Linked DNA regions of Homo sapiens: regions 1 and 3 are each linked to region 2. Evidence: chromatin loops called from intact Hi-C (ENCODE). Cell type or tissue: heart left ventricle. All regions are shown on one strand. Region 1 overlaps LARP1 (La ribonucleoprotein 1, translational regulator). Region 2 has its middle 3.3 kb from the start of MIR1303. Region 3 has its middle 15 kb from the start of LARP1.

The links. Hi-C counts contacts between places; a loop is a spot of excess contacts. Peaks named below come from ENCODE experiments on the same cell type or tissue, not always from the same donor. Only the 100,000 strongest peaks of a DNase experiment are listed, where the experiment ranks them.
Region 1: it touches region 2 in a loop (2.1-fold over the local background); 6 of 110 quality-filtered maps call a loop at or near these places.
Region 3: a loop joins it to region 2, with 1.9 times the contacts of the local background. A loop is called at or near these places in 70 of 110 quality-filtered maps.

Annotation. Positions count from the first base shown.
Region 1 is chr5:154,796,053-154,798,552 of GRCh38, reverse strand. All of the region lies in intron 8 of LARP1 (La ribonucleoprotein 1, translational regulator), which reads right to left. Among named protein-coding and RNA genes, the nearest start is that of MIR378H, 32 kb to the left of the region's middle. In heart left ventricle, no CTCF peak of the experiment used is centred here; no DNase peak of the experiment used is centred here.
Region 2 is chr5:154,681,204-154,683,703 of GRCh38, reverse strand. It overlaps a transcript of LARP1 not described here. Among named protein-coding and RNA genes, the nearest start is that of MIR1303, 3.3 kb to the left of the region's middle. RefSeq lists silencers at 436-915, 956-1,155. In heart left ventricle, a CTCF peak has its summit at 1,188; DNase peaks (open chromatin) are centred at 733 and 1,033; H3K4me3 peaks cover 1,465 bases; H3K27ac peaks cover 1,073 bases.
Region 3 is chr5:154,739,534-154,742,033 of GRCh38, reverse strand. It overlaps a transcript of LARP1 not described here. Among named protein-coding and RNA genes, the nearest start is that of LARP1, 15 kb to the left of the region's middle. In heart left ventricle, no CTCF peak of the experiment used is centred here; DNase peaks (open chromatin) are centred at 885 and 1,403.

The DNA of each region.
Region 1 (2,500 bases), 110 kb before region 2:
AAGACCTAGTCTCAAAAAAACAACCAAAACATCCATCTATAGGAGCAGCAGTTGAAAAAACATGGAGCATTCCACACAATGGTGAACTATGCAACTGTACACAGGAATGAGGAATATCTTTCTATTATATACTGCTACTTTGCAGTTAGCTCCCAGATATATTAAGTTAAAACAAAAAAGAATTGAAGAAATGCCATGTGTTGTATATTTCCATTTACCAAGGATACAAATACATGTAGAGGCATTTGCTTTTTTCTTAAATGGAAAGGTTCTAAAAAGTTTGCCTGTAAGAGAAGAAAGGGTGTAAGTGACAGAATTTAAGTCAGACTTCTATGACTATACCATGCTGAGACTCTAGAACCACGTAAATGTTTTACACAAATGTAAAACAACTTAGAAAATTATAGGGGTAGGGAGAAAGCAATCTCTAAAACTTGGAAGCAAAATAAAACTAATATATATATCAATTTAAATGTGAAACCACACAAAGATTCTTTCAAATGACTTGAAGATACTGTATAAGTGGAAAAACTGTTTTCAGTGGTAGTGGAGGTATTGTAAGAATGTAGAGCTTGGCACAATGGCTCACGCCTGTAATCCCAACACTTTGGAAGCCGAAGTGAGAGGATGGCTCAAGCCCAGGAATTTCAGACCAGCCTGGGCAACACTGCAAGACCTCATCTCTACAAAAAATTTAAAAATTAGCCACACGTGGTGTGCACCTGTAATCCTGCTACTCAGGAGGCTGAGGCAAGAGGATTGCCTGATTTCAGGCGGTTGAGGCTGCAGTAAGCCATGATCACACCACTGCAATCTAGCCTGTGAGAGCAAGACCCTCTCTCTTTAAAAAATGTTTAAAAAAAAAAAAAAAAGACGGTAGACATACTGTGAAATAAAACAAAATGAGTAATTATGTTGGTATCATTAGGAATTAAGATTATGGGCATGGAAGAAAGCAGTAGGTAAAATAAAAGATCCACAAGTCTACGTAAAGACCCTTTAATAGAAAATACCAGAACAGGCCGGGCGCGGTAGCTCATGCCTGTAATCCCACCACTTTGGGAGGCCGAGGTGGGTGGATCACCTGAGGTCAGGAGTTCGAGACCAACCTGGCCAACATGGTGAAACCCCATCTCTACTAGAAATACAAAATTAGCTGGGTGTGGTGGTGCATGCCTGTAATACCAGCTACTTGGAAGGCTGAGGCAGGAGAATTGCTTAAACCTGGGAGGTGGAGGTTGCAGTGAGCTGAGACCATGCCACTGCACTCCAGCCTGGGCAACAAGAGTGAAACTCTGTCTCAAAAAAAAAAAAAAAAAAAAAAAAAAAAACAACAACAACAAAACAGAATAACTCCATGATGTATTTTATCTCACCAAAAAACAAAAAAATCATCTAGAAAGAATGACCAACCAAGTAGCAATAAAGCACCCCTATAACTCAGACTGGTATCTAAATACCATTTCCCAAAAGAAAGGAACTAGAATTCCTTTTAAAAGTGGCCAATTCCAGATCTGGGGCAGGAAATGTATAGGGTCCCACTGACCAAAGGTGGGACAATTTGATCCAATCCATTAACTGCAATGGACCAAAATAAATACGTTTGAGCCCATAAGCTTATAATAACAAATGATACGAAAACAAACCACCAAATCTCACTGGTCACCTATGAAACCTATTAGAGATCAACTCATAATTATGCAAACTGGCTAACAAAGGGAGGAAGATCAAACATTAATCTGCCCTTCCTGAACAAACTATACCTCTTGGTAACTGAACAGTTGATGAGGCAAAGTTACTTCTTGAAGAGGTATTCCACCTAATAAATGAAGACCGACTGACAGAATTAGTATATTGTCATTTTGCAATCCTAACGAACACTGCTGGCAGCTTATAGCACAAGAGAGACAATCAAATGAAATGTTATGTGCCACCTGAGAGAAAATACATCATTATGATAAAGTATTCTTGACAAGGAGGGGAAAAAACTTCAAAACCTGAATCTGATCAGGCCTCTAGATCACAATTTACAAAAAACTTGGAGTACAGATGAACATGTTAAAATGACATCCCTGTGCCCTGTGGAAAATCCTACAGGATGTACAACTTAGTCTATTCAAATAATAAACGGCAAAGAAAAAGAAAAATAGAGGCAAGAGGAGACTTAATAAGACAATACACAGGTCTTGTTAGTTTTTTGTAGAGACAGGGTCCTGCTATGTTACCCAGGCTAATCTTGAACTCCTGGGCTCACATGACCCTCCCCTTGGCCTCCCAAAGTGCAGGGATTATAGGTGTGAGCCACTGCACCCAGCCTATAGGTATTATTTGGATTCTGATTCTCACAAACTATATATATATATAAAATATATATATAATATATAAATACATAAAATATATATATAATATATAAATATATAAAATATATATAATATATATACTATATATAAATATATAAAATATATATATAATATATATACTATATATAAATATATAATAT
Region 2 (2,500 bases):
ACTTTGGGAAATGCCCTACCCTCACTTCCTAATCCCCATGTAAAATATGAATGGGGTGGACTAGACTAGGAATCATTCCATATGAGGCCTGGCAGGAAACACAAAGGAAGTTCAGTGGCCTAGGTGAAACAGTAGGGAGTAGCGGAGACTGTGGCAAACTAGAGGGCGAGCAGGTAGGGAGGGTGCAATGCCCTGACTACACAAAGGTATCCCCACTCAGAAATAGGCTAGAGTTATCATGGGAAATACGTTGACATATATTCTAATTTTTTGAGTTGGGAATCTGATTTTCCAAGAAATGAGTGATGTTTAAGTATTGGCAACTATTAATAGTTAAAACTTCAGAACAAACAAACACAACACTGTGTGAGCCAAATAAATATCAGGTGCCGGCCAGATCTGTCCGTGGGCCGTCAGTTTGACTTGCCTGGCCCAGATGCCACCCTAATGTTAGGTATTAATTTGCATGTGCGGCTGAGAATGCTGCAAAGCGGCTCCTGTAAGGATGGGGGTTGAGGGGTAAGATCTGTGCCTTTCCGGGGCCCGTCGCCCGTCCCCCACCGCGGCCCGGGCCCCTTTCGGTGCCCCCTCCCCAGGCCTCTCCGGGAAAGGGCCCAGACGGTGGTGCCGGGTCGCACGGCGTCGCTTGCTTCACACCCTCCCTACCTGCTCGCCTGCTCTCCCAGCACGGCCGGCAGCGCCGCAGCAGCGATGACTCAGCCTCTGGCGGCGGAGCTGGAGGGAGGCGGAGGGGGCGAGGGGGAGGACGACTGGCAGGGCGGGGTAAAAGGAGGCGGGTGGAATGGAGGGAGGAGGGGAGAAAGAAAGAGGAAAAGGAGAGAGAAGTGGGATGGGGGAGGAGAAAGAGGAAAGGGGGAGAGGAGACGGGGGAGAGGCGGAGGTGGGAGGGGGCAGTTCGAAGCCCCAGCTCCCGCCTCCTCCCGCGGCCGGCTGAGGTTGGGCTGGGCTGGGGGAGGACAGTGGGGGAACAGCGGAGAGGGTAGGGCAGGGGCGGAGAAAGGAGGGTGGCGTGCTGCGCCCCTTCCCCTCCCCCACTTCGAGAGTCCCGTGGGTACACGTGGTTCATTGCCACACCCACGGACCCACCCCTGCCTCTGTGGGATGGGAGGGGCCGGGGAGGGTGCCCGGGAATGCGGCTTCGGACTCTGAACCTTTAGTGAGCGCCTTCCAGCGGAGGCCTGGGGGACTGGGCAGTCAAAAAGGGACAGAGGGGCCGGGCGCGGTGGCTCACGCCTGCAATCCCAGCACTTTGGGAGGCCGAGGCGGCCGGATCACCTGAGGTCAGGAGTTCAAGACCAGCCTGGCCAACATGGCGAAACCCCGTCTCTACTAAAAATACAAAAATTAGCTGGGCGTGGTGGCGCGCGCCTGAAGTCCCAGCTACTTGGGAGGCTGAGGCAGGAGAATCACTTGAACCTGGGAGGCGGAGGCTACAGTGAGGCAAGATCGTGCCACTGCATTCCAGCCTGGGCAACCCTGTCTCAAAAAAAAAAAGGGGGACAGAGAGAGGTGAGGGCTTGCAGGGGAGAAAGCAAATCCACAAGGCGTATCCGCAAGTGGAAATTTAAAGGGAGAAATGAGCCTACTCGATGCATTTTTGCTAGTCTACACAAGTAGCTATAACACAAGGTTGAATTTGGAAGTCACACCAAGGAAGTTTCCTTAGCAATGTTTTGTAATATAAATGATGAATGAATAAAATGTACTATGGGAGTACATCTGTGTGTATAGAAGAGGACAAATGGAATTTTTTTAAATGTCTTTTTGTATGTCTGTTACATATGTGTGTTTGGGTGAATATATAGGAGTGTATGTGTCATTGAATAATGTGTATATATGTATGCCTTATGTATGTAAGCACATTAATAGCTGTATATGAGGTCGTGTGCCAAGAATACATTTCTGTGTATATGGACAGGTGTGTATCTTTATATGCCTAGGTGTTAACTGTATAAGACCTATGGGCTTTCCTGAGTTTGTTTTAAATATGCATATTTATGTGAATTTATGAGTTTGTGAATGTGACAGCATATCCTTGGGGGGTATGTGTGGGGGTTTTTTGTGTGTGCCAGTATTGTATAAATGTGTATGTGTATACGGGACTCCTGTCTGAGATCGTGTTATGCTTGGATATTTGTGTGTGTGCATGTGTATGGTAATACATTTGTGATCAGTCTGTGACCAGGGCTACAGGGCATCTTGAGGTTGCATGTGTGTGTCTGTGTGTATAATTGAGAATGTATGTCTGTTTTTCAGAGTCTTTATGGATATGATTGTGTCTAGCATCTCTGTAGCCACCCTGTCGATCCATTTGTGATAAGGGCTATGTGATTCTTAAGGGTTGGGCTGGTCAAGGCGGCTCCTTGGAGGAAGAGGTTCTTGTGAGGTGGGGACGGTAGACACAGGAAGAAGTTGCATGTGTGCTGGCCCACTGAATAGACCACCCAGAGCAGCCGGAGGCCAGGCAAGCAAAGTAGGC
Region 3 (2,500 bases), 58 kb before region 2:
CTATTTGAGACATATCTCTAGGTTCATTAGAAGGAACATGAATGGCCTAATTACCTAATGTGAATAAAATACACAGAGACTCCAGATAAAGACAAGGAAAAGCTGGGCTGGGCTCATTTTGCATAGGTATCATTGCCTGGTGTGTTTTTTGTAAACCTCCCAGGAGTCCCTCATTTAGGAAAAGCAGGAAATGTTACAGTATGTCTGCCACTCTCTTAAAAACAAACAAACAAACAACCCTCCATAACTGCCTATTACAAGAATAAACTCTAGACCTCTCACTTTGGCCCACATACCCTCTATGCTCCAGAACCCATTTACCTCCAGATTTTCCCCCCGTTTCTTGCACCTGGCCTTGCTCTGTGCCAGCCCCAGAAACACACGGAAACTCATCCCAGCCTGCGGGCCCCTAGGGCATGGTGTTCCCACTGCATTCCCACTCCCCCCACCCACACACAAACACCCGATACTTTGCATCCTTCAAGCCTCAGCTTAAATGGCCCCTTCTCAGAGGGACCACCCTTGATCAGCCTGGTTGAAATACTCCATGTTCTCCATAGCACAGATCACAACCTCTGATTTTGTGTGTTTATCTGCTTTTTGCCCATTGCCTCCACTAACGTGCAAGCTCCATGACCCTGGAGCACGTGGCTATTTTATTCACCTTTAGTATCCCTCAGTAGGCACTCAGTATGTGTTGAAAGAATGCTGCGTGGCCTCTGACAAGCTGCTTCCCCTCTCTGGGCTTCTGTAGGCCTATGAGTGAAATGAAGCATTTAAAAGAGGTGTTACTGAGAGCCCTTGGCGTTCTGACTGCAGCTCTATGATTAACATCTGGGCCTCAAGCCCAGGAGTGAGCCTGGCGTGTTGCATCTCCACCGCGCTGCACTGAGTGCACTGATTTAATCAAGCAACAAACACCCTGTAATTTAGTGTTCTGCTGTTCCTCTTCCCCAGTCCCTGGACTGGGGACCATGCTGTCAGATTTCCAGGATGATCCATGCACAGCCACCTGTTCTCCCAGCTCACTTGATCCCAGTGCCCCTGAGGAGAGGATGGTGGGCAGGCTGGGAAAACATTTTCAATCTGGAAGCCCAGGGGCAAGGAGGACTTGTCACTGTCCTGACCTGAAAGGCTAGAATCTGCAAGAGATTTCATCAAATCCCCTCATTTCTGGATTAAAAGGGATGCTTGGCCCAGTCCTTTGCCTTAAACCTAACTGTCTTCCAAAGATGCCTCCACCATGATTCCACTTGAAGTGCTCAGAATAGGGGCCCTCAGTGCCTTTCAGAGCTGCTCATCTCACCAATGAATGGCTTTGTTTAGAAAGTTCTTTAATCAGCAGTATGGTGTAACACAAGGCAGTGTAGCATAGGGGTGAAAGGCCTGGGCTTCCGGCCAGGCTGCCTGGGTGGAATTCCAGCTCTGCAGCGGACTTGCTGTGTGAGCTTGAGCAAGCCATAAAACCTCTCTGTGTCTCTGCTTCCTCTAGTGTAAAACAGGGAGAATCCTCATTAGGCTGTTGGGAGAATTACAAACTGTTAATTGATAATGGGAGAGCAATAAATGTAGATTACTGTTAACTGCCACCTACTGAGTGTTGGTGGTGGTAATTTAATCTTTTTTTTTTTTTTTTTTTTGAGACAGAGTTTCACTCTTGTTGCCCAGGCTGGAGTGCAATGGCACGATTTCGGCTCATCGCAACCTCCGCCTCCCAGATTCAAGCGATTCTCCTGCCTCAGCCTCCCCAGTAGCTGGGATTACACGCATGTGCCACCACGCCTGGCTAATTTTGTATTTTTTTAGTAGAGATGGGGTTCCTCTGTGTTGGTCAGGCTGGTCTCGAACCCCTGACCTCAGGTGATCCACCCGCCTCGGCCTCCCAAGGTGCTGGGATTACAGGCATGAGCCACCGCGCCCAGCTATTTTTTTTTTTTTTTTTTTAATGTTTGTGTGTGTGGTGTGTTTTTTCTTGGGACCAGGGCGGGCTTGGCATTTTTAGAGACAAGGTCTCACTATGTTGCCTGGTCTGGTCTCCAACTCCTGGCCTCAGGCTATCCTCCTGCCTCAGCCTCCTGAAGTGCTGGGATTACAGGCATGAGCCACCACACCTTGCTTGCTAGTGGTTTTAAAACCTCTTAGACTCAGGTTCTCTGGAATGGTTTGTTTGCGAAGGAGACAGTGGATCCCAGCCCAAACTCAGGGCTGGAAATTCAGAGGGGTGGCTCACTGTTGACTGTGAGAACATTCACTTTGTCTTTCCGAGTCTTAGAATCCTCATCTGAATAAAGAGAAAGAATATTTCCTGTCCTGCTTCCTGTCATTCAGCCAACGTAGCTGGGTATGGTGGCTCACGCCTGTAATTCCAGCATTTTGAGAGGCTGAGGTAGGAGGATTACTTGAGGCCAGGAGTGTGAGATCAGCCTGGTCAACATAGCAAGACCCTGTGTCTACAAAAAAAAATTTAATGTCTTCATAGAACCAATGAGTAGATCAAATG